3 separate regions of the Homo sapiens genome follow, and all the other regions are linked to region 3. Evidence: chromatin loops called from intact Hi-C (ENCODE). Cell type or tissue: B cell. All regions are shown on one strand.

Evidence for each region. Hi-C counts contacts between places; a loop is a spot of excess contacts. Peaks named below come from ENCODE experiments on the same cell type or tissue, not always from the same donor. Only the 100,000 strongest peaks of a DNase experiment are listed, where the experiment ranks them.
Region 1: a loop joins it to region 3, with 5 times the contacts of the local background. A loop is called at or near these places in 82 of 110 quality-filtered maps.
Region 2: a loop joins it to region 3, with 11 times the contacts of the local background. A loop is called at or near these places in 2 of 110 quality-filtered maps.

What each region holds. Positions count from the first base shown.
Region 1 is chr7:155,597,447-155,599,946 of GRCh38, forward strand. No RefSeq gene overlaps it. Among named protein-coding and RNA genes, the nearest start is that of RBM33-DT, 46 kb to the right of the region's middle. RefSeq lists a silencer at 1,369-1,663. In B cell, CTCF peaks have their summits at 1,479 (motif pointing right) and 1,682; a DNase peak (open chromatin) is centred at 1,495.
Region 2 is chr7:155,204,498-155,206,997 of GRCh38, forward strand. LOC124901783 (a long non-coding RNA gene) reads left to right here and starts at 1,207. Exons shown (of 2, transcript XR_007060603.1): 1 at 1,207-1,330. RefSeq lists enhancers at 769-948, 959-1,008, 1,039-1,108, 1,139-1,388. In B cell, no CTCF peak of the experiment used is centred here; DNase peaks (open chromatin) are centred at 95, 1,204 and 2,164; H3K4me3 peaks cover 2,077 bases; H3K27ac peaks cover 1,737 bases.
Region 3 is chr7:155,723,361-155,725,860 of GRCh38, forward strand. All of the region lies in intron 9 of RBM33 (RNA binding motif protein 33), which reads left to right. Among named protein-coding and RNA genes, the nearest start is that of RBM33, 80 kb to the left of the region's middle. In B cell, CTCF peaks have their summits at 1,304 and 1,504; a DNase peak (open chromatin) is centred at 1,561; H3K4me3 peaks cover 2,164 bases; H3K27ac peaks cover 2,500 bases.

The sequences.
Region 1 (2,500 bases), 130 kb before region 3:
AATATTCCTCAACTGCAAATCTCTTAAAGGCCACCTGGATCACCTTAGTCCCAAGCCTCACCCAACTGGACACATCACACAAGCATCTACCAACAGGGTGTCTAGCTTTGGAGTTCTTCCGAACCACAGCAGCAAGCTCATGAATGCCTCCTCAGCACTGAGCAGCTGGGGGGTGTCTGTGCTGAACATCCTGTGTCTCCGTGTCCCATCCAAGCTGTCTGGGGTTGGCCCCTATGAGAAGGGCTCCTCACTCATTAAAAACACGTAAACATGGCAATGTGGGGTGGAGAGTGACAGCCCAGGCCTACGTTGAGGTTTGGTTCCCAAAGCTCATTTTGATTTTGTTTTCTTTCCTAATAGCCATTTGATGGACTGAGAGCTCCTAATGAGAACACAAACTTAGACTAAATAAACTACTAAGTTGAGAACTTGGATCTACAAGCAGGCATATCTTTCTAAACTGTGAATCATTAACTGGGTCTCAGACTGGCCTTGCCAAGTGTACTGCATTTTTGAAGTGGCCTAAATGGGCTTGTTCTGCTCCCATAGATCAGTCCTCATGCTTTCCCAGCAGGAAATTGATTGTGAAAGAAAATCTTCTGACTAGAAAGGAAAAGAAAAATGTGCATCTTTCATCAAATACTAAAAGGTATTTGATGATTCATATTTCAGTTTGAAACTGACTTGCAGATGCGTCTCCTTTTACTTTCACCATTTAACCCATGCAAAATTTGCATCTAAGAATAATAAAGATTGATAAGATCTTGCATTTCAAAGTAGGTTTAAGATACTGGTGTTTCTGCACCCCCCAAAATGAATGATGTTATGAACAATGTGTTAACCCAATTATTTTAAGTGAATAAAAGATATTTGAAAGAAATAGGAAGCATATTTTCCCAAACAGAAGAATTCCTTTGTAATGCAATTAATCAAGTGCTACTTTTAAGTTATTCACCTTATGAATTCGAGTTTTGAAAATCTGATTTTTCTAAAGCAGAATATACCTACCCAGCCTGGTTTGAATTTCCTATCCCCTGCCCCTGATTTCCCTTTGAACAGACGAAACAAAGAAAGTCTGCAACCTTCAATGCGATGGCTTCCCGAAGGAGTTCCAGTTACTCAAGCATTCTCTAAAATCCTATACCAACTCTGCTGTTCAAGGACCTTTTATATAACGTCAACAAGATCTCTAGCTTTTCCTTATCATCATCACCACCATCACCATCACCAGCTCCACCACCATCAAAGTTGTTGCAGAGCCAATATGGGAGCATCAAACTGCAAATCTGGATTGTTCCGGAGCATTTGTTCAATTTTGAGTGAATTAACAGGCCATATTTAACAACATATGCTCATATTACATATTCTCCAGAAATATAAAACAGGCTTAAACCCTCAGTCATCATTTCAGCCCCATATTCTAAAACTGGTCCTTTCTCAGGAGCCGTTCACACGCAGTGCCGAGGACGGCCAGCAGATGGCAGCACCAAGGCTCAGAAAGAGCAGAAACCAAGCGGGAGCTCAAGGAGCGTTCAATGCCCACCGTGATATCGTCAGGACACCTAAGAAAGGCAAATGATGTTCTCTCTTCGTTATTTTCTTTCTAAACACATTTGACAACCCACCTTTTATTAACACGTCTGCATCCTCTGAGACAATGCTTTTGCACCACCACGCTCCTGCAGCGCAAGGTCTCAATCAGGGATTAAGAAAGCTAAGATCCTATATAAAGAATATTTATGGCTTAATTGTCTTGAAAGCTTGGCATGGTAATTGAAGAATTCAAAGGTCAAAAAATCTACTTTGTCTTTCTTATTTTTCAGAAAATCAAGAAGCCAACAACGCCAAGATTGATGGAAATACATTTTCCTTGTCTCTTCCGCACGTTATACTAAGTGGTAATGTCAAACTGCCAGGACTTTCTGATGTTTTCTCTCTAAAGGTGAATATGCCTGAGTGTGCCCCGATAGAGATGCTCACTTATAAGTAAAAGGAAAAGCAGAGAAATCGCAAAATAGGTCATCACAAAGGATAGTAAACATTGGAAAAAATGTTTAACCTCAATAGCAATCAAATCCAAAAAAAAAAAAAACCCACCGAGATGTCATGATTCACTATCAAATTATTGCACATCAAAATGTATTAATAATGAGTCCTACATGAGAGAAAATAAATTGATCCAAACTTTCTGGAGGGAATTGGAGCCAGAGACTCAGGAGCTTTAAAAATATTCATAGTCTTTGACTTATTAGCAACCGTCTTGGGACTCTAACCCAAGAAAAAAATCTAAAATCCAAAATATGGAGTCAAGATTTTTCACTCCAACAGTACGTGTAACAGTAAAACACAGGACACATTCTAAATATTGCAACAGAATAGTAACTCAATTATAAAGTATTTATATGACTGCTTATGTTTAGTCAATAAAATAATGCCCATACATACTTTCAGAGCTAAGCATCTGAAAGGATATAGGCAAGCTGTCTCTACATAGTAGGAT
Region 2 (2,500 bases), 520 kb before region 3:
GCCACCCTCGCACCATGTGGCTCTGTGTCCTGGCTCCACAGGGCTCCCTGCTGCTGCCAGGAGCAATTCCTGGAGTCCAGCATGTGGAGGTAGCAGGGCCTCTGCTGGCTTTGGGACTGGACCAGCAGCACTGCAGGTGCCCTGGCTCTCCCACCTGGGCACACCTGAGGCCTCTCGCCCTTATCTCCCAGGGCCCTAGCGGTTCCCCTCCACCATCCCATCCCAAAGCCTCACCTTTCCAGTGTAGCCCCAGGCCCCAGAGCAGGTGTATCCACTTTATTGTACACACAGCATTTGACTCAGAGCCCAAGACATGTATCTGATAGGAATAGGGCTGCTCTGGATGAGGGAGGGGGTGCCCAGCCCCCCAGCCTGGCTCCCCAGCACGCCCACTGCCCTGGCTCTGCGGAGCACCTTCCAGACCATATCAGAAGCCCTCAGGGAGGCCCCTGGACCCTGACATCCCCGAGACCCCCTGAGGGACCCACTTTGCTAGCTGCATGTCTGTGTCACACGGAACTGTCTCCATGCTCTGCAAGCAGGTGGAATGCAGGAGCAGGCAGGAAAACCCAGCTCTTCCAAGTCAGACACTGGAGAGCTCTGCAGACACGAAGACAATGCCATGCCTCCCCCTAAATGCTTTTTGTTTTGGAAAATATAGCTGTTCGTCATAAGGTATTTACGTTGACGTATGACAGGTTTATGATTGTTTTAATGAATTAATAGGTATTTTAAATGCTCTTAGTTTCGATTTCTAGTGTTTCTCATTGGTGATTTCTAACGTGGCATCGTGGCTGCATTCAACCCCCATAAACGCATGCTCCGTGGTGGCCTCCATAGCTCTTCAGACCCAATGTGTGAGTCCCGGGCTCCAGATCGTGTCTCAGCCCCTCCCTGCTCCCTCAGCCAATAGCCTGTGTCCGTGTGGCCCCTCCCCCGAGCTTCCCAGTGACGGAGGAAGGCAGACGCCGCGTGCTTTCCAGGCGCTGTCCTAAGCCCTTTGCAGATATGGAGCCACTTGACCCTCCTATAACGCGTGCAGTGGGTCCTATTACCCCCCCATTTACGGACCAAGGGCAGGGAGGTGGAGACACTGGCTGGAGGCCGCGCAGCAGGGAAGTGGCAGTCAGGAGGCAGCCCAGGCCCTCCCATCCGACTTCAGAGGCCAGACGCACGCCTTCTAGACGCTGACTCACAAGCCAAGTCACTCCTTCCTGACACTCACGCCACCATGTCCTCCCCAAAGTGCATTTGCATTTTAACAGCCATCTTCCGTGAGCTGACTCTGTGGTTTTCAGTCAGTGGTTTCCAGTCGGCTATTTGTCATAAGGTATTTACGCTGACGTATAACAGGATTATGAGTGTTTTAATGAATTAATAGGTATTTTAAATGCTATTTAAATGTACTACCTCAAAAGGCTGAGAAATGTGGGGCCTCTGTGTGGATGTGTCAGTGTGTGTGTCTCTGTGTGTGTCAGCGTGTGTGTCTGTATCAGTGTGTGTGTCTGTGTGAGAGTGCGAGAGTGTGTGTCCGTGAGAGTGTGTCAGTGTACGTGAGTCTGTGTGTCGTGAGTGTGTCTGTGTGTGCCCGCGTGTCAGTGTGTCTGTGTGTGTCAGTGTGTGTGAGTGGTCGAGAGTGTGTCCGTATGTGAATGTGTCAGTGTTTGTGTGTGTGTGTCAGTGTGACAGAGTGTGTGTGTTTGTGCCTGTGTGTCAGTGTGTCTGTGTGTGTCATTGTGTGTTTCTGTGTGTGAGAAAGTGTGTGTCCGTGTGTGTTAGTGTCTGTGTGTGTGTGTGTGAGTGTGTGTGTGCACGCATACACACGCATATAACTCTGCTGTGGCTTCTATAACAAAGTACCGTGGACCGAGCAGCTTGAACAACAGAAACTCCCTTCCCCGCAGTCCTGAGGTCCGGAAATCTGAGATCACGGCGTGGGCAGGGCTGGTTCCTCCTCAGGCCCCTCCGTGGCCTGCAGACGCCATCCTCTCCCTGTGTCCTCACGTGGTCATCCCTCTGTCAGCGTCTGCTTCCCAACTTTTTCTTCTTAGTCCGTTCTCACCTGGCTATAAAGAAGTCCCTGAGGCTGGGTAATTTATGAAGAAAAGCGCTTTAATTGGCTCAGGGATCTGCAGGCTGTACGGGAAGCGTGACGTCATCTGTCTCTGGGGTGGCCTCAGGAAACGTCCAGTCATGGCGGAAGAAGAAGGGGAAGCCAGCTCATCACAGGGGGAAGCAGGAGTGAGAAAGAGGAGGGGGGATGTGTCACACACTTTTAAAAGACCAGGACTCCTGTGAACCCAGGGCTCGAGCTCACTTATCACCAAGAGGCTAGCCCAGCCATTCATGAGGGATCCACCCCCATGATCCAAACACCTCCCTCCAATCCCCACCTCCAACACTGAGGATCACATTTCCACATGAGATCTGGGCAGGGACAAATACCCAAACTGCATCCTAAAGACACCGGTCAGATTAGATTAGGGCCCACTCCAAAGCC
Region 3 (2,500 bases):
CTCTGATCAGATCTATAAGTAGTAGCAGGCGAATATAGTAGGAGACCCTTCCAGCTGTCAAACATTGTCAGGCTTGCAAGGAGAGAATGCAGTTTAAAATGCACGTGACATAATACCCAACATCCTCCACTTGCTAGTGGGTTTCTGATTAATCGTGATTACCATACATTATCATACCATCAAATTTAATCATATCAATGAATTCCCATCTGCGGCAGTAACGAGCAGCTAAACACTATGGTAACAGCTATTAAAGAAGGTGGTTTATCAAATTCAGTAACCCTTTAACTTGCTGCTTGGTCAGCATGCGTTGCATGTGTTGGATAGAGATAGGGCTGGGTTCAAGTCCATGCTAATTAGTCAAAGGCCAGGGGTACTCCTTGAAATCACATAAAATTGGTTTCTTGTTTCTTCTGTTGGAGCTGTTGAGCTACTTTGTAAAAACTGCTTTATAAAGTATGTGATAAACTATAGTTGTCCCTTGTACAACATGTGTATATGCGGGGGCCTGGAAGCAATCTCCTATGCATACCAAGGGAGGGCTGTTTTTCGTTTATTGGCTAAGTAAATCTGTTACATTGACTGGGACACCTTTTAAATTCTCTTCGGATATAGAGTGCTATATATAGAGACTTAAACCTCAGTGTAGTTTGCCCATCTGCAACTGAATAATTTAGCCTGTGAAATGTTGGACACAGTTTAAAGTCTTGGAACTCCTCTGTGCAGGGAAATCTTAGTTACCTGTTTTTAGTGATGTGTCCTACAAAACACACTGCTTTTTTTTTTCTTTTAATATTTAATTTCCCAGGAGTTGTTGAAGACCTGTGGTTCTGTTTAGGTGCATTTTTAAGGCACACTTGGAGAGAAGTCCTGTTTTATTATAAAGTATCAAAAGCAATTCTTCTGGCCAGCGCTCCCAGCACTTTGGGAGGCTGAGGTGGGTGGCTCACTTGAAGTCAGGAGTTCGAGACCAGCCTGGGCAACATGGTGAAACCTCATCTCTACTAAACATACAAAATTAGTTGGGCATGGTGGCGGGTGCCTGTAGACCCAGCTATTTGGGAAGCTGAGGCAGGAGAATCGCTTGAACCCAGGAGGCGGAGGTTGCAGTGAGCTGAGATCGTGCCACTGCTCTCCAGCCTGGGCGATGGAGCGAGACTCCGTGTCAAGTAAGAACGAAACAAAACAAAACCAAAAACAAAAAAGTAATTCTTCCAAAAGATGAGAATTTTTCACTTTAAAAATTGAGTGCTTTGAGCGTACAGGTGTGTGAGTTTCGCCTAGTGCCTACAGTTATATAATCATCCAGGGACTCTCCTGCCCCTTGTGGTTAGCCCCTCTCCCTACCGGCCCCTGGCAACCACTGAATGTGTCTGTTCCTATAATTGTGTTATGTAAATGGAATCATAGAGCTTGTTTCATTTGGAGCCTGGCTGCTTTCCTGTAGTATAACGCGTTTGAGATTCATCCATTTGCTGCACCAGTCAGTAGTTTGTCTTTTCTATTGCTCAGTAGTATTCCAGTATATGGATATAGCAGTTTGTGTATCCATTCACCTGATAGGCAGTTGGGTTATTTCAAGTCTTCGGATGTTGTGATTAGAGTTGCTGTAAACATTTGTGTACAGGTTTGTGTGTGTGTGTGTGTGTGTGTGTGTGTGTGTGTGTGTGTGTGTGTACAGATTTTTTTTGTGAACATAAGTTGTCAGTAAATGCCTAGGAGTGGATTGTGGATGATAGTGCATTCACAGATGAGATTTAAGACAGACTGTATGCTTTTCAGTTGACGTAGCTGCTGATACTACTGCTTTCCTTTTTTAGTTGGTTCTTTCCTTTTTTAGTTGTTTTTTTTTTTTTTTTTTTTTGAATGAGGAAGTACGGTATTCATAGAGCATATATGGTTGAAAATCAGTAATGAATAAAAAAAAATTGAGTGATCACTATATTCCACAGTGTGTTCAGCCTGTGGAGCAAAAGTAAAAAATTATTATTTTTTGTTTTAGAGATTGGCAAGCTGACTTTTGGAAAGATCAAATTGCTTAAGTTCACACAACTGGGCGCAGGAGGGAGGACTGGAGGCCAGTTCTCTTAGTTTTTATGCTGTGCTTTCTCCTTAAATATGAAATTGAACTTCCATAAACTGAGAAAAAAACATAGAATCTGGTAAGTTGAATTGTAACTACATAAAATTGTGACCCTCATTAAGTACTAAAGTGAGGAAGTTTGCTATAGCAGGGCCAGTCATTAGGAGGAGTTGTTTCAGGAGGGGCCATGGCAGGGGTGAGGGTGCAGAAATAAAGAGTTTTTCATTTCAGGAAATAATGTAAGTAGTCTTTAGGAGGTTCATCAAAACACCATTTTGTACCAAAGAAAAGTTTTGTAGTTTGTAGTGGGTGCTCTTGTTTCACTGCTTGAACCATTAACATTATCCTAATGTATTTAAATTCATGTGGTGTTTTTTTACCCCTGCATGAAACCTAGTACTTGGCACTAGGTGTATC